Linked DNA regions of Homo sapiens: region 1 is linked to region 2. Evidence: chromatin loops called from intact Hi-C (ENCODE). Cell type or tissue: adrenal gland. All regions are shown on one strand. Each heading gives the region's core, and the rest is flanking DNA. Links, peaks and the distances in the headings are about the cores only.

Region 1 (10,935 bases), core at 1,359-9,358, 51 kb after region 2:
CAGAATGCCGAGGGAAGGGGCTGTCACCCAAGTGCACAGGCCTGGAAAGGCAAACTGCTTCGCTGGATTTTTGTTCAGAACACATTTGGGAGTGCATCTGCCTCAAAGCTCAGGGGTTTCTTGTCCCCTGGCCTCCCCTAGCTCAGCTCTCCGCTGCTCTGGGGAGTCTGAGATGGGGGCATATTTCACTTGGCAACTCAGGCTGGCAGCAATAGCATTCTCTTTGTGGGGTGACCTATCAACCCACTTGTCCTCTACATCTCGGCCTTCCAAGGAGACACATCAGCTGGCCCCTGGCTGCCTGGCTCCAAATGTCAGCACAAAGTAACTGCCCCTCTATGTGACAGATGTGTGCACATCTTTTCAGCCAATTTGGGCAGTAAATTACATCATGTGCAGTCTTTGCTCACCATTCCCAGATTTATTCAATCGACAACAGAAATGGAGGGATTCCTGGCCCCTGCCAGTCAGTACTCTGTGATACCTCTGATCCAGATTCCCCACCCCTCCAACAAAACCCAGGGGTAGGCATCTCTTCCTCATGTTCCCATAGCACCATCTGCTTCCTAAGGCAGCAGATCCCAAGATGCAGTAGATGTCTGTTCTCTTGTCTTTCTCACCCCCTGCCTGCCCGTGGTGGGAGCTGCTTGAGGGCACATGACTTGTCTTGCTCAGCACCAAATCTCCCAGTGCCCAGCACACAGTACCATCGCAAGTGCTTAGTAAATATCTGCTGAATGAAGAAATAAAAAAAAATGAATGAATGAAAGTTAGCCTTTTCTGCCTAAGAAGAAGCCAGGGTCTGTTATAGTCACTCTCAATTATGGGCAATTTGCCTCCCAGGAGACATTTGGCAATGTCTGGAGACATTTTTGGTTGTCAGTAACTCGGTAAGAGGGGGTTGCTACTGTCATCTAATGGGTAAGACGCCAGGGATGCTGCTCAATGTCCTACAATGGACAGGACAGTCTTGATACAACAGATGAGAAAACTGAGGTTCAGAGAGGTAAAGCAATGTGCCCAATAATATGGCTATTCAGTGGCTGGGATGGGACTCACACTAAGATACATCTGATGGCAAATCTGTGATCTTACCTGACACCTTGAAGGGAAGTCCTAGGACCATTGGGGGTCCCAAGGGCATGCATGGCTGACAGTAAAGATATCAAAGTTATTCCATTAAAAATTTGCTTTTATTTGGATTTTTCTTCATCAATAAGATAAAGACAAGTAGAAAAAGCAGCCATTTTAGACCAAATATTTCTCCCCAACAAGCCTGCTTTGATTCCTGAAATTTCTCAATTAGATACTCTTCCAAGGCAAGAATCTCTGTACTTCTGCTATTCTCCCACCTACTTAAGACATCTTTGACCTGCCACCTGCTTATCCAGTTTCTGTCCATCTCTCAGGGACAGAAGGAGGGTTTCCTCCTCTGTGAAGCTCGGTCTGACCCCCTTAGAAGGGAGCCAATGCCTGACCTTCAACTACACGTGTAGCCTGTCCCTGCTCAGGGCACATGAAAGGAGGTCTCAGGCAGTGCCCACGTGCTGGGCTCACATGCCTGGGCTTCGGCCACATCTTGGAGATCCAGTCCCCTCCTGGGCCTTGCTACCAGCTGGCCAACTTCCCATGGTTCCCAGCCCACAGGGATCTTCTTGAGGCCATCCAGGCAGCTGGCATTCTTGTTCATCCTGCCTGCTCAGCCCTACCTACCCCGAACCCCAGAAGGCTTGTCAAGCTCCCTTCCTGGCCTTTGCTGGCCACCCCACAGCACTACGATGAGTCATATCATCCCTTGTGTCAGGACTCTATTTTACCCCTCCAGCAAGTATCCAAGTAAAGACTCTTCTGTCATGGTTTTATGCTCATTGGCTCTTAATTTCTAAGAGGCAGTAAAGGGCAATGTTCACCAGCATGACTTCTGGAGTCAGATTGCCTGGGTTCAAATCCCAGCTCTGCCGCTTTCCAGCTATGGGACCTTGGACAAGCTACTTAAATTCTCTGTGCCTCATGTGAAGAACAGAGATAATAATAGTACCTACCTCACAGCAATGTTGTGAGAATTAACAAGCTTAGCAGAGTCCCTGGCACACAGTAGGTACTCCATAGGAGTCAGTGCGGGTCATGTCACATGCTGTGTCCCTAGAAGCCCAGCTGTCCCAGGCTTCTGAAACAGTGTCTCAATCATTGGTTCAGCAGTGTGTTTTGAATGCCTACTGTGTGTGAGCCATAATGTGAGAATGGAGTTATATCCTGGGCTGTGGTGAACAGGACAAGCTCTTCCACGATGCTACGGGGCAGGGATGTCAATACATCGTAACTGATTCCATGTGAACCTTCTTGACCACAGAGGCCGATGCTAAATGTAATAGTTCTTCATTCGATTCCTATTGTCATCAACTCATCTGATATTCCCATGCCTGATTATGGACCCAAGAAGCTCTTGCATCAGGTCCTGTTCATCTGATCCTCCTTTTGTTATAACTATCACTCCTCTCGTCTCTTTATAAGTGTGAACCTAAGGCTCAGAGAGATTAAGCGAGTTATCCAAGATGACACAGTATTCAATGCATGGACTCAAAGCTAGGATTTCTGCTTTCCAGGCCAGTTGTGGCTGTCATGCTCAGCTCCAGGGGCATCATTCATAGGAAATGGAAACCCTAGAGTTCGGAGTGAGTCTAAGCAGTATCTAGCAAAATCCAGAGGCCTCAGGCCAGCAAGTGCAGACAGAAGTTGCTAAGAGTGAGCCTAGGGCAGTGGTTCTCAAGCCTGCCTGGGAATTAGATCACCTTGGTGCTTAGGCCCTGTCCAGACAAATTAGATCCGAATTGTGGGGGTCAGGCAGCAGCGTTTTTAAACCCCCTCCCCTGCTCCCCAACAGTCCTGAGGTTCAGCCTGCAATCACTGCTCTAGTTCCTTGTTACTCAAAGTATGGTCCCTGGACCAGCAGCATAGGCCTTGTTAAGAGGTCATTAGCACTGGCCTGGGAGCTTGCTAGAAATGTAGAGTCTCTGCCCTGCCCTATATCAACTCAGTCAGAACCTGCGTGTTTTAACTGCAATCTCCGGGGCATGGGTAAGTAGAGCTGGTCTTGCAAAGGACAGAAGCCACAGAATACAGATGTCATCCCGCTTGGACCCAGCCCTATTGTGGGGAGATTTCTCTGTGGGTGAGTAACATGGTTTGGATGTGCATCCCCTCCAAATCTCATGTTGAAATGTGATTCCCAATGTTGGAGGTAGGGCCCGGTGGGAGGTACTGGATCATAGGCAGAACATGAATGGCTTAGCACCATCTCCTTGGTGATGAGTGAGTTCTCACTCAGTTCATGTGAGATCTGGTTGTTTAAGAGTCTGGGACCACCCCCTTCTCCTTCTTGCTCCAGCTTTGGCATGTGACATGATAGCTCCCTGTCACCACCTGCCTCACCAGAACCAGAGGCCAGCACCGTGCTTCCTGTACAGGCTGCAAAACGGTAAGCCAATTAAACCTCTTTATAAATTACCCTGTCTCAGGTATTCCTTCGTAGCAACGCAAGAACGAACTAACACAATAAGGTTACCAAATTTAGTGAACAAAAGTACAGGATGCTCAGTTATATCTGAATTTCAGATAAACAACAAATAACTTTTTAGTATAAGTGCGTTCTGTGCAATATGCGGGATTACTGATAACTTCTTGCTTCAGTTCGTCTACAATGATCTTTCCCTCTAAATCCTGGGGAACATGGCAAAAGCAACCTTAAGACTTACCAATGACAGAGTCCCCTCTTAAAAGCCCCTCAAGATTCTCAAGTTATAAAGGGATGATTTTGCTCCCTAGGGTACATGTATCAATGCCTAGCTGCATTTTTAGTTGCCACTACTAAACTTCTCATTGCTTATCTGAAGTTCAAATGTCCAGTGAAGGAGGAAAAGGGCAGGAGAGCCCAGAGAGGAGACAAAAGGGTGGGGTCACTGCATATAGTGGCCAAGAGCTGCTAGGACTAGTGCACAGGATGATGGGAGGTGGCAGGTATGGGCAGTACTGTATACCCAATCAGGCACAAGACACAGCAGCCTCTTCCAGAAATCCCCTTCAACAAGGGCTCTCCAGCTGAGCTTCCTTGGAGACCAGGGAAGGAAGAGCCCACAGTTGCCCCCACCCCTCCAGGCCAGCCCATCCCCTAGAGACTGCTGACAGCTGGGAGAAGGGTGCAGGCTGCAGGCCACCCGAGGTGCCCGCCCCGACCCTGGCTTTCATTTTTAATGAGCCATTTTCCAAGTGCTTCACAAGCAGGCAGGCAGGCATTGTTTGCAGCCAGCAGGGGAGTCCTGAGCCGGCTGTTAATGGGTTTCCCTCAGCTCCCCCTCCTGGGGGTCTGCACAGCCCCTTCGGATGAAAGGAGCCCTCTGCAGAGGGCATGGTGACCATGGGCATGGCAGCTTCTGTCCTCTGTTCGGGCTGTCAAAGCCTACCCCAATCTGCCTGGGGAATGCCTTCATGAGTGCCAATTAGAGTTGGGACAAAATGTGTGTGATTTCAGAAGCCAGGGGAGTTGAGACACTCGGAACACAGCAACTTCTGCATAAAGCAGGTACCTAGAGAGCTGACCCTGAGAGGATCACCAGTTGAGAGGAACTCAGCAACAGCTGGAGTTTGCTGGGGGTAAATTGGCAAACCAACGCTGGATGAGGCTCACAGGACTCGGGGATTTTTGAAAATTCAAAACCCCAACAGGACACAGGGAAATGGCGGAAGGTTTTCTGTGATCTAGTGAGGAAAGCAAAGCTGAGGGATCACGTATCTGGATTCTCAATGGAGTGACGGTCCTCCCCACAGGGACTCATGATGTCCAAGGTAGTCAGTTTCTCCTCCCACTCCCTGCAACCCCTGCCTGGTTTGAGTGCAAAGGGCACTGGCCTGGTACTCAGGAAGCCCCAGCTTTGCCACCTACTAGCCTGGGGACCCCCAAGAAACACCTCCCACATTGGGCCTCAGTTTCCTCATTTTGGGCAAAGTGGGAGGTAACGAGGTAGACTGGAGCCTGTGTTCAGCCTCAAATCCCACACTCCCGGTAGGAAGGGTGGCTCCTCATGGGCGTGGATAGATCAGCCTCTCCAGGGGGCTGCACAATTGTGCTCCACCCCCATCCCCACCCCATCCAACTGTTCAGAGAATCTCTAGGCTGGTGAACTCAATGGACCTGTCCAGCTCTGATACTTAGGGGTCTCAATTAGCTTCTTGCCCCCTACCCCTAAAGCATAACTCAACTGGAAAGATGTATAATCAAGGCCATGGAGAGGCCCTGTGGATGGAGGATAGCCCTTCAGGTCTACCTAAGCACGGGAAGCGCCCAGCCCCCGTAAGAAAGGATCAGCAATTTTCACTGTCCTCACTCCTCTTGTCTTCAGAGAGCCACAGCATCAACTCTCCAGCCCTAGAGACCTGGCAACAGGCTTCCCACTCTCCCACCCACTCTCCCACCCAGACCCTGCCTCACACCATCAACCACCTGGACACCCGGCTCCTGCTGGGCTTAAAAGAACACTCCCTTCCTCATGTTTTCCCTTCCTTACAGACAAAATAGAATTGGAATTTTCAAAAGAATGTTACTAAAAATCTTCATGGAAAATAGAAGGGGATTTGTTTTAGTTTTTGTTTTAAAGGACTTTGAAAAGAACAATCCTTCCATGTATGGGTTTAGGAGTAGGAGCTGCCTGAAGTGGGGTCACAGGTGTCTGAAGAGCCGGGACCCCATCTCCCCACCACTCCTCCTCCACCCCCAGCCCCTAGCCTGAGCAGGCAAACACAGGCTGTGATGGTAGCAGGAAGGCCGCTGCAGCATGGGGGTGATATCATTTGGATGTTTATCCCCTTCAAACCTTACGTTGAAATGTGACCCCCAGTGTTGGAAGTGGGTTCTAGTGGGAGGTGTTGGACCATGGGAGTGGATTTCTCATGAATGGCTTGGTGCCATGCCCTTGGCAATGAGTGACTTCTTGCTCTATAGTTCACAGGAGAGCTGGTTGTTTTGAAAAGCCTGGCATCTCTTGCTCCCTCTCTTGCCATCCATATGCCAGCTCCCCTTGCCTGCCATGATTAAAAGCTCCCTGAGGCCTCACCATAAGCCAGGCAGATCCTGGTGCCATGCTTGCACAGCCTGCAGAACTGTGAGCCAAATAAGCCTCTTTGTAAATTGCCCAGCCTCAGGTATTCCTTTATAGAACTAACACAGGAGGCAATGAAGAGACCTCGTTCTACGTGGTGATGAGCAAGCTGCCACACCTCTCTGGGCCTCAGTTTCCGACCCTGTAAAATGGGGATATGTGTATCCATCACACATGATTGCTGTGAGAATTGTGTGAAATAATTCACGCGAACTTGTCTTGCACATAGAAGACACTCAACAAGCCAGGTGCAGTGGCTCACGCCTGTAATCCCAACATTTTGGGAGGCCAAGGCAAGGGGATCACCTGAGGTCAGGAGTTCAATACCAGCCTGGCCAACATGGTGAAACCCTGTCTCTACTAAAAATACAAAAATCAGCCAGGTGTGATGGTGGGCGCCTGTAATCCCAGCTACTCAGGAGGCTGAGGCAGGGGAATCACTTGAACCCAGTAAGCTGAGATTGCGCCACTGCAATCCAGCCTGGGCGACAAGAGTGAAACTCCGTCTCAAAAAAAAAAAAAAAAAAAAAAAAGACACTCAAAAAATGTGGCCCTTTCAGCAGGCTTGGCTAAAAACTGCTCCTAGACAGACATCACAGCCAAAGCTAAAGCCTTTAGTGGAGCGGGATCTTCAACTTGTGCCTCAGCTCAGCCCTGACCTCAGTCTCTGGCACAAGGCAGTGCCTACTGTTTTGACCCAGCTCCCTAGGCCAGCCTCACCCCGATCTGATTCCAGAAACAAAACGTCTCCCCAAATGTCCTGTGTCCCTGATGCCTTTGCTCTGAGGATGCCAGGTCGAGAGCTTGTTTGCAAAGTACAGGGAGGCACCAGTGTTTTTGGCTGACTGGATAGGTTCCTCCTAGGTGGCTGCCACGTGCCAAGCTTTACACATGGCATCTCAGTGAAACCTCACAGCAGCCTCGATGTGACATATACTATTACCATCTCCAGCTTATAGGCAATACAAGTCAACGTCCCAGGTCCTGCAGCTATTGAGGGCAGAGCCAGTGGTTCTCAATCCTGGCTAACAAAAAGGATCACCTGGGGAGGCTTTGAAACATACAGATCCCAGGTCCATCCCCAGATATTCTGACCCTGTAGGTCTGGGGTGGGCCAGGGCATCAGAATTTCAGAAGATCCCAGGGTCATTCTAACATGCAGCCTGGGTTGAGACAGCTCGCCCGACATTCAGCAGACCTTTCCCCTCTGCTGGAGGACCCCTGCCTCCTTCCTCACCCCCTGCCCATCTCAGGGGCCCTACTGAGGCGCATGCGCACTAGCTATAGCCCAGCCCTTCAGTCGCCACACATGCCCTCAGCTCCAAGGCTTCCAGGCCCTCTAGATGGGGAAACTGAGGGCTGAGGTGGACTTGTGACCCATGGAGGCCTAGCTGTTTGTCTTCTGCTCTCTGCCACCCCCTATTGATGACAGCAGAACATGTCCCTTGCAAAAAACAAAACAAAACAAAAAAAAAACCTAAAAAAACAACCAAAAAACAAACAAACCAAAACTCACTTCTGTTTTCTTCCTCTCTTCCTCCCATAGGACTGGTTGGGAACCAACCCCCCCTCACAAGTCCTCCCCTGCCCCCATCCCTCCAGATGAAGCCTCTGGGCTAGAGGCCCACCTGCTTGGTTCTTGGGCTTCTGGCTTCCTGGAGAGGCCCCTTCTGCCTTCCCGGCTGGTCAGGGAGGCAAGTTCCACACAGCCCCTTGCAGACCCATGCTGCCCTAGACCTTGAATCAGTGCTGGCATGGCGACAGGCTGTTCCTCACACTAGGAGGGTCGCATCTGCGGCCCACGTCCTCCCTCTGGTCCAGCCCAGCTCACAGGAGCCCAACACTGGGCTTGGGCCCAAAGCCTCCACAGTGTTCACTTATTTGCCTGAACTTGGCCCTGCTGCATACACCCCCTGGGGCAGGGGCGATTGTTCTCAACAGCATCTATTGTTTGCTGAATCCTGTGCCCAGCCCTCAGGCTCCGCACCACTTTCATTGGTTCCTAATATTCAAAGAGTCTCTCCCCAAGAAGGGCACTCCTGAGTGAGGCCCCCGCCGTCTTCTGGGTCCCTGGTATGGAGGGGCCCCAAGCAGGCCCCTTCTTCCCAGAACCAACATGTCACAGGTTCCAGCCTGTTCCCCTCCCCTGGCAACCAAGCCCAAGGGCTCAGCCTGCTGGAGTAGGTTCTGAGCCCCCACCCCTGTAAACACAAGGCCCAGCTGCATTTTATTTTAATAGAGAGATGGACAGAGGGCTATGGGAGACAGAAGGATCTTAGCAAGCATCAGAGAGTAAGGTCGCTTTCTCCTACCATAAATTTTGTGTCAATTAACGAGTATTCATGAACGATGCCAGAATGCCTCTGTGTGTGTGTGTGTGTGTGTGTGTGTGTAACCTTGATTTGTAACCAAATCAGTGGGGCTTCCTCTGGGGCTGGTGGTCTGGGAAAGTGTGTGTGTGAGCTCATTCAGGTGTTCATTTAGAGAGACAGTGTAGTACAAGGTTAGAAGCAAGTTTTCTGGAGCCACACACACTGTGTGGGTTCAAATTCTGCCTCTGCCCCTTTAAGCCATATGGGTGTGATCCTGGGCCAGCTGCTTACCTTTTCTGTCTCAGTTTTCCTATCCGTTAAATGGGGTTAATAAAACACTCAGCAGAGTGCCTCACACAGAGAAAGAACTTAATCGATGTTAGCTACGATTATGACCTTGGCACTATGGGGGGACGTAATGCTAAATATTCACTCCACACATGTTTTTTATAGTCAAAAGGAAAGCAGCATGGCACATGCAATGGTGTAGGTGGATCTGAATACATTATTAAGTGAAAAAGGCTGCAGTGATTACATACAGCATAACAGGCTTTGAACAAGGCTAAAAGTAATGATAATAAAATGTATATTTTTAGGAATATATATAAGTGGAATAAAATGGTTGCCGTGGGAGGCCCGGGAATGTTTGGATGTAGGCATTTGTCCAATCTTAGCTTTGTTTTGGGCAATGGGTTCTTGGGTGCTTATTACATTAATAAAAACAACCAAGTAAATACATAATTAAATAAAGGCAGCCCACACACAGACCAATAAAGAGACTGTCACATGCCAAATATTGTGGTTAAATACCAATAGTTCAAAAGCAGGGAAAACAGAAACAAATACACAGAGTGACAGTTGCAGGCTAGAAACTGTCTGGGCCGTGGGTTTATATCAGTGAATAGAATAGAAAAAAATTCCCAGCCTCTGGGAGCTCACATTCCAGTGCAGGGAGATGAGTAAGCAAAAGATAAAATGTTGATATCCAAGTGTGTTAGGAAGAGAAATGAGGAAGATTCAGGAGACAGGAAGTAGACAGGCAGAGAAGGCTTCACCGAGAAAGGGACATGCAAGCAAACTGGAGAAGAAGGAGAAGGAGGGATCATGAGGGTTCTGGAGGCCAAGCTTCCAGGCAAAGGGCATATCCCAGGCCAAGGCCCTCAGGCAAGAATGCGCTAGCACAGGGGGTTCAGTGTGGCGGGAGTGGAGCGAGGGGGAAGTGGGTAGATGGGTAGGTGGGAAGATGGAACAGGTCATTTGATTCTTGCAGGCTGCTGTGGGGACTTGGCATTGACTGAGTGACATGGTGGGGAGAGGGCACTGGAAGGCTCTCAGCAAGGCAGGAAACATCTGACACATGTCAGAGGATCCTGCTGTCCGCTGCGCCTAGGAGAACTGGGGGCAGAGGCTGGGAGGCCAATCAGTAGGCTATTGTGCTAATCCAGGTGAGAGGTGACGGCTGCCAGCACCTGAGAGATGACAGTGGAAGAGGTGAGAAGCGGCCAAACCCCGGATATCATGATGACACAGCTGCTGCTCTCCTGGGGGCTCCCAGGCTGACAGCCAAGGCCAGACATGCAATATAAAATCTACCCTAAATGCTATATCAGAGGCCAAGCCCAGTGGGCACTTCCTGTCTCCTTCCCTCCCTTGCAGTTCTGAAGGGCACTTGCCAGCTGCAGGAAGTGCACTGGCAGCTGCGGCCCTGCTTCTCAGACCCCGGCTCAGGCGGCCACCACCTCTGATTCCACATGCTCTTTCCCAACTCCTCCTACAGCCAGCCTGACCAGAAACCCTGACCATCTGTGCGGCCAGGGGGCTGACTATCCTTCCCCACCCAGGGCCTGCCAGCCCCATGCCTGCCTCCCTGAGCTCCAACCAGGGGTCCTGTTGTGTCCTCATTATAGGCCTCAATGTGGCCAGACTGTCAGAGCCCAGGAAGGTTTAGGTTTTATGTCAGTGGTTCTCTACCTTAGCTGCCCATTGAAATCACCTAGAGAAATTCATAAATTATTGGTGCCTGAGTCTCACCCCACGACTGTTATAATAGGTCTGGCATATAGCCTCGGCACTGGAATTTTCTCAAAGCTTCCAGGTGATTCTAACATGCAGTCCAGGGTGGGGAACCACTGCTCAGGTGGCCTGGTCTAGCTCCCCTGTCCCTCTCCCTTGTGGGTGTGTCATGCCACAAGCCTCCATTCAGCCACTTGCTCTCCCAGACAAAGCCCTGGCTGGTGCATCCTCCACAGATGTGAGGCACCTCTGGAGGGCTTGCTCAGCCCAGAGATGAGCTGACTGTACCCAAGCTGGCAGGCACTGTGCTGGGTAGAGCATGTACCCACCTACCTCACATGATGGGCTGGAAACTTGGGACTTTTTGCAGGACCGCCTCGCAGCCTGGAGAGTTGAGTGGATATCCAGGACCACCAGCTTCCCCAGGCTGATTCTAAGGCCAGAAAAGCCCTGCAGCTCAG
Region 2 (10,935 bases), core at 1,550-9,549:
TAAAACTATAGAATTTTTGGACAAAAACAAGAGAAAAATCTTTCTGACCTTCAGTTAGGCAATAATGTCTTAGATATGACACAAAAAGCACTATACATAAAAGAAAAAAACTGAAAAATTGGACTTCATAAAAATTTAGAACTTTGGTCCTTGTAAGATACCATGAAGAGAATGAAAAGATAAACTGCAGAAGGTGAGAAATATGCAACCCACATATCTGGAGTATATAACTCCCAAAGCTCAACAATAAGAAATCAAACAACTGTCCCTCAAATGGGCAAAATATTTGAACAGAACTTTACCAAAAAAAATATGAATGGCAAGTAAGCCCATGAAAAATGTTCTGTGTCATTAGTTATAAGGGACATGAAAATCAAAACCACAATGATATATCCCTCCACAACAATTAGAATAGTGAAAATAAGAAGACTGCAAATACGAAATGTCGAGGACAATACAGACCAACTAGAACTCTCCTATATCACTGATAGGAATGGAAAATGGCACAACTATTTTGGTAAGTAGTTTGGCAGTTTCTTAACAAGTTAAAGATATACTACCACACAGTCCAATCATTCCCTTCCTAGGTTTGTATCCAAGAGAAATGAAAACATATCCACACAGACTCATACATGAATGTTCATAGAAACTTTATTTGTAATAGCCCAAAACTGGAAACAGCCCAAATGTCTATCAACAGGCAAATGGATAAACAACCATGGAATACTGCTCAGCAATAAAAATGAATGAACTACTGATACATGCAACAACTTGTATTAATCTCAAAATAACTATGCTGAGTGAGAGAAACTGCATAAAAAGATTACATGCTGTGTGAGCCTATTTATATAAAATTCTAGAAAATGTAAATAATCTGTAATGACAGAAAGAAGATCTGTCACCGAGCATTCCCTTCCCCCTGGGCACTAGGAGTGGGAGGATATGATCACAAGGGGACACAGGAAACTTTTGGGATGAAGGATATGTCTATTATTTTGATGTGGTGATGATGTCATAGATGTATGCATAAGTCTAAACTTACCAAATTGTCCACTTTAACCATGTGCAATTTACTGTAATTCAGTTATATCCCAATAAAGCTGTTGAAAACAACATGCGCTACAGTAAGGAGTGGCTGTGATCAGCCTGGGTAACCTCCTGGAGTTGCAGCAGATCAAGGCAGACTGCAACAGCCACCACTCAAAAGCTCCCTTCCGGTCAGGGAGATGGTCTATGCATCCCACCTACTAGCTCTGACTCATATCTGGTGCGAGAACTGTAGTAAAGTTTTCGAGTTGGCAAAACCAAAGCACAAGACACCAGTGAAGGCCATGTTCGCCATAAGACCTTATCTGAAAAGCCATTTTGACGTCCTTGCTCCTGGCAGCAAAGCCTGCCCTAGGCCTGGTGATCTGGCCTCCCTGTCTACTCTGAGCATCTTGCCTTCTCCTCCACTGAAAACCATTCTCCAGAAAATAAAACACAACAAAATCAAGATAAAAGGCATCAGCATGGCCCCACACCAGGCTTTAACGGGCAAATTTGTATGAGCAAGGGCAAAATGAAGGGCAGCAAGGAAAACACTGAATTAAAACCCACTTAAATTAAGAATTCAATAGCAGCCACTTAACTAATAAATAGTATTCCTCTCTGCCATTGATTGACTCAGGATTGTAATGAAGAGTTCCAGGGGCAACAGCGGAATGTTTTAATTCATCGGATAAACGTCACCAACTCTTGGGTTCCTAAGATTGAATGTGTTGGAGAAAAGCGGAATGGAGAGCCCACAGGAATTAATTCTTGGAACATCCCTGCAGGGTCAGCATTATTATACCCTGCTTCTAGGTGGATTTAATATCTCGAGTGCTGGGCAGGGCACCGTGTGCAGACAGGGGCTCCATGATCGTTATCAAGTGATGATGGGGCAGATAGACTAGAGCTGGAGCTCACACTGGATCAGCTGTCTTATTTATTTCCAAGTTAAGAGACTGAACAAATGGACTTCTGTTATTATCATGGTGATGATTATTGCTGTGGTGCAAAATAATGGCTTGGCGCTGCCGGAACTATGTGGGAAAGACTGCACTAAGTCACTGGCTCCAGAGAGAGTTGTTCTCATAGGATGATGTTGTGCAAAATAAGAGTTCATCTGAAGGATACCCCTGATTCCCACCCTAGATGCCCACCCAACAGCTCTGCCTGGAATCCTCGCCTCTGAGTCACTCCATGCATCACAGAGCATCTTCACAGCATGGACACTAGGCTCCCAAATAGACCCTAAGCTCTCACTGTCGCTGCTTCTTACGAAGCAAGTGCCAGGTGGCATCAGCTCAGGCTCTGTGGGCTCCCCAAATACCCCATTAACCAGGACATGGTGGTCATGGAAAGGCATTTTGGGGATGTGAGCACTCTGAATCTTCCACATCATCATTAAGATCTATTTTCTGCACCAAATGGAAGAGGCAGGTCTGGCCTTGGCCTTCCTTGTACAGAATACCTTGAACTGGAGCCATCTTAGCATCTGTGGGTGCAGGCAGAGCAGAAGGGCCAGAAGGAAGGTGCAGAGGGGACAAAGGTCCTCTTCCCTATCCTCTGGGACCTTCCAGTATATCTAGTCACAGGGCTAGGGATTCACATCCCTAGAAAGTCACAGGAGTATGTGAAGAAAGCATGAACATGGAAAAGAATCTGAAATATCCTTACATCTATTTTCAATGACTGTCTCATTGTACAGCTGGGGAAACTGAGGCACAGGAGAGTAAAATGACCGGCTCAAGGCTGCACAGTGAGAGGACGGCAGAGCTGGATGTCAACCCAAGCTCCCTGGCTCATGGTCTACCCTAGCACTTCATGCTTCCAGCCTCAGGAGAGTTCAGTGAAGTTGAAGGATGAAGTACTTGGAAGGTGGCCCATAACCAAGCAACAGGGGTATCTTGACCACTTACAGAGTCCACACCCTGTGGTCCTGCCCTGCTGGGATTCTGGGAAGAAGTCTGCTACTTCCCTATCCTCAGAGAGCTTGCTGTCTCACTAAGGAGATGAGGCCTACCCACAAGAAACTCTCTAAGACAAACACCAGGCAGTATATGAAACCAGGGCTCATATAGATGATGTGGAAATGCTCAGAAAACAGCACCAGTGTAGAGTGGTCTCATCTTGGAGTAAGCCCTACAGACTTACTTTATAAATAAGGAAATCATCAGCATACAGGGAAATGTTACCCAGCCTTTCTTTCCTGTGTGACATACCCAACAGACAGGAACACATTAACACACAACCACTAACCCAATTTAAGTTCGAGAAGACTGCATGTCCGTGTCACTCCATGTTGCTAGGTTTTGTCTTTAGGGCTATGTGGCCAGATGGGGCAGTTTCAGGCTCCACCAAGACCAGCCTACAGAGCATGCCCCAGACCAGTTATAGAGCCTGACAGTGCCCAGCAGCCAGTATCACTGGATGCAGAATCTGCGAGCCAAGAGCACTGGCTGGGCCTCACTGCAGAGCTGTCCACCTTGTTTCCACTCTGTCTTCTCATGCTCCTACCACCAGAATGCCTTCTGTGCCCACTCAGGGTAACCTGCACCTGGCCTGGCCCAGGTTGCTCATAACATGAGCCACTGTTCCTCTCTGGCCTAGAGTGGCCCCAGCTCCCATGGGAACCATGTGCTCCAGCCTGATTCAACTCCTCATTGTCCCACAAACACCATAAAAGTTCCTGTCCCAGTGCTTGGTGGACACTTTCCCCCACCTAGCAAGGCTTTCAGGTCTCTCCTTCTGGCTAAATCTACCTGCTCTTCAGGACCATCCCCCACACTCTGACTGCCTCAGCCCACGTGGATCTTTCTGTCCTCTGGGCCCCCAGTACACTTGCAAGTAGCACCACTCACGTGGCACCAGCACGAGCAACTCGTGTGGGCAGGGAGATGCTGGTGCAGCCTCCTTGCAATCATCAGCAACCTGAGGGCAGCATCACACTGTGCTGATCTCTGCATCCACTCTGCAGCCACTCGTCCAGACATCAGAGTTAAGGATTAGAGAAAACAGAACTGTCTCTTCTTTTTCTCAAAGGAATAGAGGACCTTAAAAAATGTACTTAATGAATGCATGCAGCTGAGCATTCTGGTGTCCCGAAAATGACCTTCCTGACCTCCTTCCTGGCCTCTCTCCACAACCTTCCACAGCAGTCCTGAGAGGGTCAGCTATCTCGCTCTTGACACTGGGAACTGTGTCTATTCATGTCCCTGTGGCTCCTTGGTGACAATAAAGCTGCTAAAAAAAAAAAAAAAAACTCAGCAGAAAGGAGCCAAGGATATAAACAGACAATACATAGGAGGAAAAACAAATCATAAACCAACATATTAAATAGTTAGTAATAGATTAGTAATCAAAGATATGCAAATTAAACCACTCAAGCCCCCCAAATGCAATATAAGGCAATAATATACCATTTTATAGTTATAAATTAGCCCCCCAAATGGAGTTAATAAATCAAATGCTGGTAGGACTGTAGACAAGTGAGAACATTTGTAAACGGCTAGTGACATTAAAATCTGGTGCAATATTTGGGTAAAATATTTAGCAAAACACATCAAGACCTATAAAGATATCTGTACTCTATAACCTAGTAATCCCACTGTTGGGACTTCATCCTAAAAGAAGGAACAGAAATCTGCAGTCCCACCATTGCTGAGTCAGCAGTACCTAAGGCCTGTGACTGTTAATACCTCCAGTGCGTGGGTGACATCTCTACAGTCAATTAATGAGCCAGTCTTCATAAGATATTACATTAGCCAGCCTGGCTAACATCAATTACAGTCAGAAGCTGAGCTGTAATCATGGGGCGAATAAGACTGAGCTGCTCATTGTTTAAAATGACCACAGAATGAAATCACCTTTATGAGCACAACTGGGATAAATCAGAGAGAAACAAAGAAAGGAGCACTCGCCGCATGTCACTCCCCACAGCTGGCTCTGTGTCACTGCACATCCTCACAGATGCAGCTAGGCTTGCCTGCCTACTCTGGGAAGCCAGAGCCCCACTCCCCAGGCTTGGCTTGATGAAGGACCTTCTGGGGTCTTCTGAGAGGCTGGGTTTCAGCTGTCAGACACGATCCAGGTTTCAGAGAGGTGGAAATAGCTTTCCAATGTGCTGGAAAGCAGTGCTTTGGAAACCTGGCTGCAGGGGTTCGGTTAAGGGAGGCTGGGAAGGGCTACCACCAAGTCACCATGGCAACAGCCTCCTTGACATCACCCTCCCCCTAACCCGGCCAGCTCCCACCAAATGGTCTGCTCACATGGGGAATGGTGACTAACTACATGTTCATGTGGTGGACACTCCCCCAAAAGGACTGTGCCTGGGAGTCAGCCAAAAGGGCAGCCTGTAGAATTTTCTACCTTCACAGGGCACTTTGCAAAGCTCTTTTCCATCTGTCGTCTCAATCAACCCCCACGACCACAAGCGAAGTGGAAGGACAGGGGTCCCAAGTCCTTGGCTGCAGATGAGAAAGTAAAAGACAGAATGGTTATGCCACTTGGGAAGGTCACGGTGAAGTGAGAACCACCTGTCTGGATGAGAGACAATGGGTGGAGATGGGGTAGGAGGAGGGATCTGCCTTCTAGTCCTGGTGGTGCCAGGGAGGTCTCTAATAGAACTGAAAAGCCTGGTTTTAGCAAGAATCAACCCTATCCTTGATATCTAATTACCTGGCCTGCCTTTGGCAAGAATCCTGTTAGGTTTGTTTGGCAAGAGTCCCTCTACTCTTGATGTCTCCACTAGTAATTTTCTAACTCTGCTCCTGCAACTCTGCTCTTTGATTGTAAGTCCCCAATTGTCTTTGTTGTGTTTAGGATTGAGCTTAGTTCTATCCTGAAGTCTCTTTTCTCTTATTGCAATAGTTTCTGATTAAAATCTGTCTTTATCTCTTTAGTGCCTGGCTATGGTTTTCTCTGACAATAGTCAATATGTTCAGCAATTCTGAAGCTAGAACACGGGAGTTCAAGTCTTGGTTCATCTCGGATTTTCGCTTAAGCTGGGCAAGTTATTTATGCTCTCTGAGCCAGTTTGCTCATCTCTAGAACAGGGATTGTAACGGAACATACCCCAGAGGAGAACTAAATGACATCATGCAGGCAAAGCACTGAGCCCAGTGCTGGCCTGTGGGCAGAGTGCAATAAAAGAGCCCAGTTTTTCTTATGGTCACATTGAAAATAAAACTCACAATATGAAGGACATGGCATCCTGTCAAAGAGAGGCATCTCTTGAATCTAATCATGCCAACATCAGACAAACCCTAAATGAGGGGCACTTACAAAATAACTGGCCTGTATTCAACAAAATAGCATTCAGTCCATGGGAGACAGGGAAAGACTGAGAAACTGCTCACAGACTGCAGGAGACTAAAGACGCGTGTCAACTTGCTGTACCATGTGATTCTGCACTGGGCCCTTTTGCTAAAACGACATCATTGAGACACTTGCACAACGTAATGAGGGTCTGAGGATTATGAAGCAGCAGCAAATCAGTGTGAATTTCCTGGTTTTGGTGGCTGTGGTGTGGTTCTATAGCAGAATGTTCTCGTTTATAGGAAATGCACACTAAATAATATTCTGGGATGATGGAGCGTCAGTTTGGCAATTTACTCGCAAATGGTTCAGGGGTGAGGGAAGGCTCCTTGTACTGCATTTGTGCCTTTTCTGTAAGTTTGAGATTGTTTCAAAATTTTAAAAATTCAAAAATAATTTTAAAGTGAAATAAAGCTAATGCTTAGAGAGGTTTAAGTGGTCGATGGAGCTAGGACCCACCAACACCCAGGCCTCCGATCCCACAACTCATGCTCTTCCCACTGACTCCACGGCAGGGAGGAAGGCATCCAGGAGGCGACTGAGAAGGACTATTGCAAGGGTCTTGGTTTCTGGTCCCTATTAGGCCTTTAACCCCAGTCTCTTCAGTCTCTTCATCCATAGAACAAGCAGGTGGCAGAAGCCTGAGGTTCTTAACACAGGCAATACCACACCCCGGATGTTGGAAATGAGGGTGCCAAATAACCTGCAATGCCTCCACAATCTCACCCAGCCAAGACTTGACCTGCATTCTAGCACTATAGAGAAACAGACTTTGTTTTGTTCATAATTTTAGCAGGAGTTACTCATCATTGTAAAAGAAATCTCATTGCAATAGCAGTGCTGCTCTCAGCAACTGAGCTGTCCACACAACCCCCCTAGCATCCGTACCAAATCAGTGGCTCCAGGCACAGGGGCAAGCTTCTGGCCACTTCATTATGTCTCCTAGTCTACTCCTGCCTAAGCACTGATAGAGTGAAATACATACAATTTTATTACAAGTTACTTTCCTTTTATTTCTGTTTAATGTTACAGGTAGCTATATAGAATGGATTTTTTTTTTTTAGTTTTATGTGTAGGTAGGTTTACATGTATTTATGAGTATCATTTCAGGCTAGCAAAAGGAATATTATAAGATATGTGTTATAATAAAAGGACATTGGGTCTTCAATGGGACATACATCCTAGTAGGCTCCACCCCATTCCTTTAAAGGATTACATAGCACTCTATAGCTCAAAAATTCCTCTACTAATAGACACTGAGGTCATTTGATGTTTGTTTCCATTTTCACTGTTGCAAATATGGCTGCAGTGAACACCCTGGTACCTGCCTCTTTGACTCATGATTAGCTTCTGCTGTAGGTCAAGTTGGATCAAAGCACAAGGTCATCTTCTTCTAGCCCAGCCTCCTCCATTGCTCATCAGATACCCCCTCAGCACCACAGAAACTACATGACAGGAAGTTTTCTCTTCTGTTTCTTGTCCAGGCCTTCCCACTGTCATCACTGACCAATCCCTGGCAACAATTCATCCAGCATCAGATAAGGCATGTGTTCACTGCTTGACAGCAAGGCCCCCCTCAACAGTTCTATTCAACTAAAACTAATCGGCAGGGATAAAGAGTGGCCTGGCACCACACTCTCAGCTGGAGTTTGCACAAAGGGAAATGCATTTTAGTCTGGCAGCAAAGTCTTTTCACGACTGGGTCTTCATTGTTATCAATATGGTAACCAAGGCCAGAGGAATAAAGGAAACCCAAATTCTCCTTCCCACTCTCACTCACCATGGCTTCTCCCCAAGGTTCCTCTGAGCACATCATGTTCTGGTTTGCAGGTTGAAAGACACATCAATACGTGTCTCCATCAAACTCACATGTTGATATCCTAACTTCCAAGGAGATGGTGTTAGAAGGTGGTGGAGCCTTTGGGAGGTCATTAGGTCATGAGGGTGGAGCCCTCCTGAATGGGATTAGAACTTTCATAAAAGAGACCCCTGGAGAGCTCCCCTGACCCTTACACCACGTGAGAACACAGCAATAAACAGCTGGTTGTAAGCCAGCGTGCAGCCCCTCACCAGACACCAAATCTACGGGCACCTTGATCTTGGACTTCCCAGCCTCTAGAACTGTAAGAAACTAATGTCTTTTGTTGTTAAGTCACCCAGTTTATGGTATTCTGTGATAGCAGCCCAAATGGACTAAGACAAAAGGCCTTGTAGATTTCTAGCTTCTAAATGTCTCTGTCTCACAGATGTGAATTGCAAGTACTCTCCATAGGCCAACATTCAAGATATATCAGCCGTTTTGGCAACTGAGCACAATATTTAGCAGATACTTTCAATAGGCAAATGAGAACAAGTTTGAGGTGAAATCTTTGGGAACAGCAGGCCATGCACTTGTTTAAGCATTGAGTTTCAAAGTCCAACGGCACGCTTTTCATAATTACAAGCACTTCTCCAGCCCCATGTCATTCATTTATTAATTTATTCACTATACAGACATAGAAGACTATGAAAGAAAATTTTGCATGAGACACTTGTTTAAAATGGCAAGACAAATTTTATGCAAGCTGTCACATTAGGGGAGAGAGACTTCAGCGCAGAACTGAGCTCAACTTTGAATACAGCAGAGACAGCTGGGGATTTATAGCCAAGGAGCAAAGTGAGGGGGCCAGTGGGTGGAAATAACTAAGAAGAACTTGATTAGACATCAAGGGCAGGGTATTCTTGCTAAACTGGCTTAACAGGAGTCTTGCTAAAGGCAAGCTGAGGGCTTAGATATCAAGGGTGAGGGATGATGAACTTGATTAGATATCAAGGGTAATCAGATATCAAGGGTGGGGGGGATTCTCAATAAACTGGCTTAGCAGGATTCTTTGCTAAAACTGGGCTCAGCTGGCCAAGGTCAAGGCCTAGGCTAGAAGAGGGCTTGGAGGAGCCTCACTAAAGTTTGTCAAGGAAAGCATCCTTGTCAAGACATATACATGTAAATGTGGGGTGTAGATAAAAATGTAGATATATCTATCTATGCATCTATATACATATGCATATTATACTAGTCCATTGTGATGCTATAATAAAATATCTTAGACTGGGTAATTTGTAAGCAACTGAAATTTATTGCTCACAGTTCTAGTAGCTGGGAAGTCCAAGATCAAGCCACCAGCAGATTTGATGTCTAGTAAGGGCTTGCTCTGTTTCTTTTTTTTTTTTTTTTTTTTGAGACAGGGTCTTGCTCTGCTGCCCAGGTTGGAGTTCAGTGGTACACTCTTGGCTCACTGCAACCTCTGCCTCCCAGGTTCAAGTGATTCTCATGCCTCAGCCTCCTGAGTAGCTGGGACCACAGGCACATGCCACCACACCCAGCTAACTTTTTTTGTATTTTTAGTATCGGCAGGGTTTTGTCTTGTTGACCAGGCTGCTCCCAAACTCCTGGCCTCAAGTGATCCACCCATCTCAGCCTCCCAAAGTGCTGGGATTACACATGTGAGCCGCCATGCCCGGCCTGCTCTGTTTCAAAGATGGTGCCTTCTCACTGTGTCCTCACATCACTGAAGGAGGTACCAGGCTCCCTCAGGCCTTTGATATATGAGCACTAATCATATTCCTAAGGGTTCTACCCTCAAGACCTAATCACCGTCCAAAAGCCACACCTCCTAATACTATCACCTTGGAGGTTAGGCTTCAACACATGATTTTGTGGGGGCCATCAACAGTCAGACCATAGCACATATAATCAGGCACCTTAGTGGAAGCTGGGGATGAAGTGGTGGAGAAGAAAAAGCCCCTGTTTAGAAGGTTCAGCATCAGGAGCTTCTCTCCTTCATGTGCTGATATAGCGTAGGCAGATGAAAGCACCATGCTCAAAGTGAAATCCACCACTCACTGTAAGGTATGTTAACCTCTCAAATTACAAGAATACCTGAGATTATAGGGACACCTGGGACCACATTTAAAGATTTTCAGGAGACTCCTGGGAGCTGAGGGGAGGAAGCCCACAGCTCAAAGGTAGAAGTCACTTTGATCGGCAAATGGTTCTGACAATGTTTTATTCCTTGGTGATTTCCTTCTGAGCCTCTTTGTTAGAGATCTCTAGTCCACACTGGAGGTTCATTAGCTTGGTCCAGAACAGGATTAAAATAACCTAGTAAATGACAAATTCTCAGATTAAATAAAAGGGAAGAAAAGCCAGCTAATGTTGTTACAACGACATAAAAAACAGAATAATCTAAAGAGGTTGAAAATAAAGTAATGGAAAAAGGCATTCCAGACAAATAATAATGACAAGATAACTGATGTAACACTATCAGTGTCAGACAAGGGAGAGAGAGAGAAGGAATAAATATAAATCAGTTAAATGTTCACCTCAAGGAGTTAGCAAAACAACAATAAACACAAAGAAAGTAGAAGAGATAAGATACTAAATATGAGAGTATACATCAATGAAAGAGGAAACTAATTACCAAAACCTAAACCTAGTTCTTTTTCTCTCTTTCTTTTTTTTTTTTTTTTTTTTTTTGAGATGGAGTCTCGCTCTGTTGCCAGGCTGGAGTGCAGTGGTGCGATCTCAGCTCACTGCAACCTCTGCCTCAGCCTCCC

What was found. Peaks named below come from ENCODE experiments on the same cell type or tissue, not always from the same donor. Only the 100,000 strongest peaks of a DNase experiment are listed, where the experiment ranks them.
Region 1: a loop joins it to region 2, with 1.8 times the contacts of the local background. A loop is called at or near these places in 2 of 110 quality-filtered maps.

Annotation. Positions count from the first base shown.
Region 1 is chr18:48,310,600-48,321,534 of GRCh38, forward strand. All of the region lies in intron 2 of ZBTB7C (zinc finger and BTB domain containing 7C), which reads right to left. Among named protein-coding and RNA genes, the nearest start is that of ZBTB7C-AS2, 64 kb to the left of the region's middle. RefSeq lists an enhancer at 7,455-7,956. In adrenal gland, for the core only: no CTCF peak of the experiment used is centred there; no DNase peak of the experiment used is centred there; H3K4me3 peaks cover 293 bases; H3K27ac peaks cover 696 bases.
Region 2 is chr18:48,259,422-48,270,356 of GRCh38, forward strand. The region is part of intron 2 of ZBTB7C (zinc finger and BTB domain containing 7C); the gene reads right to left. Among named protein-coding and RNA genes, the nearest start is that of ZBTB7C-AS2, 13 kb to the left of the region's middle. In adrenal gland, for the core only: no CTCF peak of the experiment used is centred there; DNase peaks (open chromatin) are centred at 3,470, 3,760 and 5,240.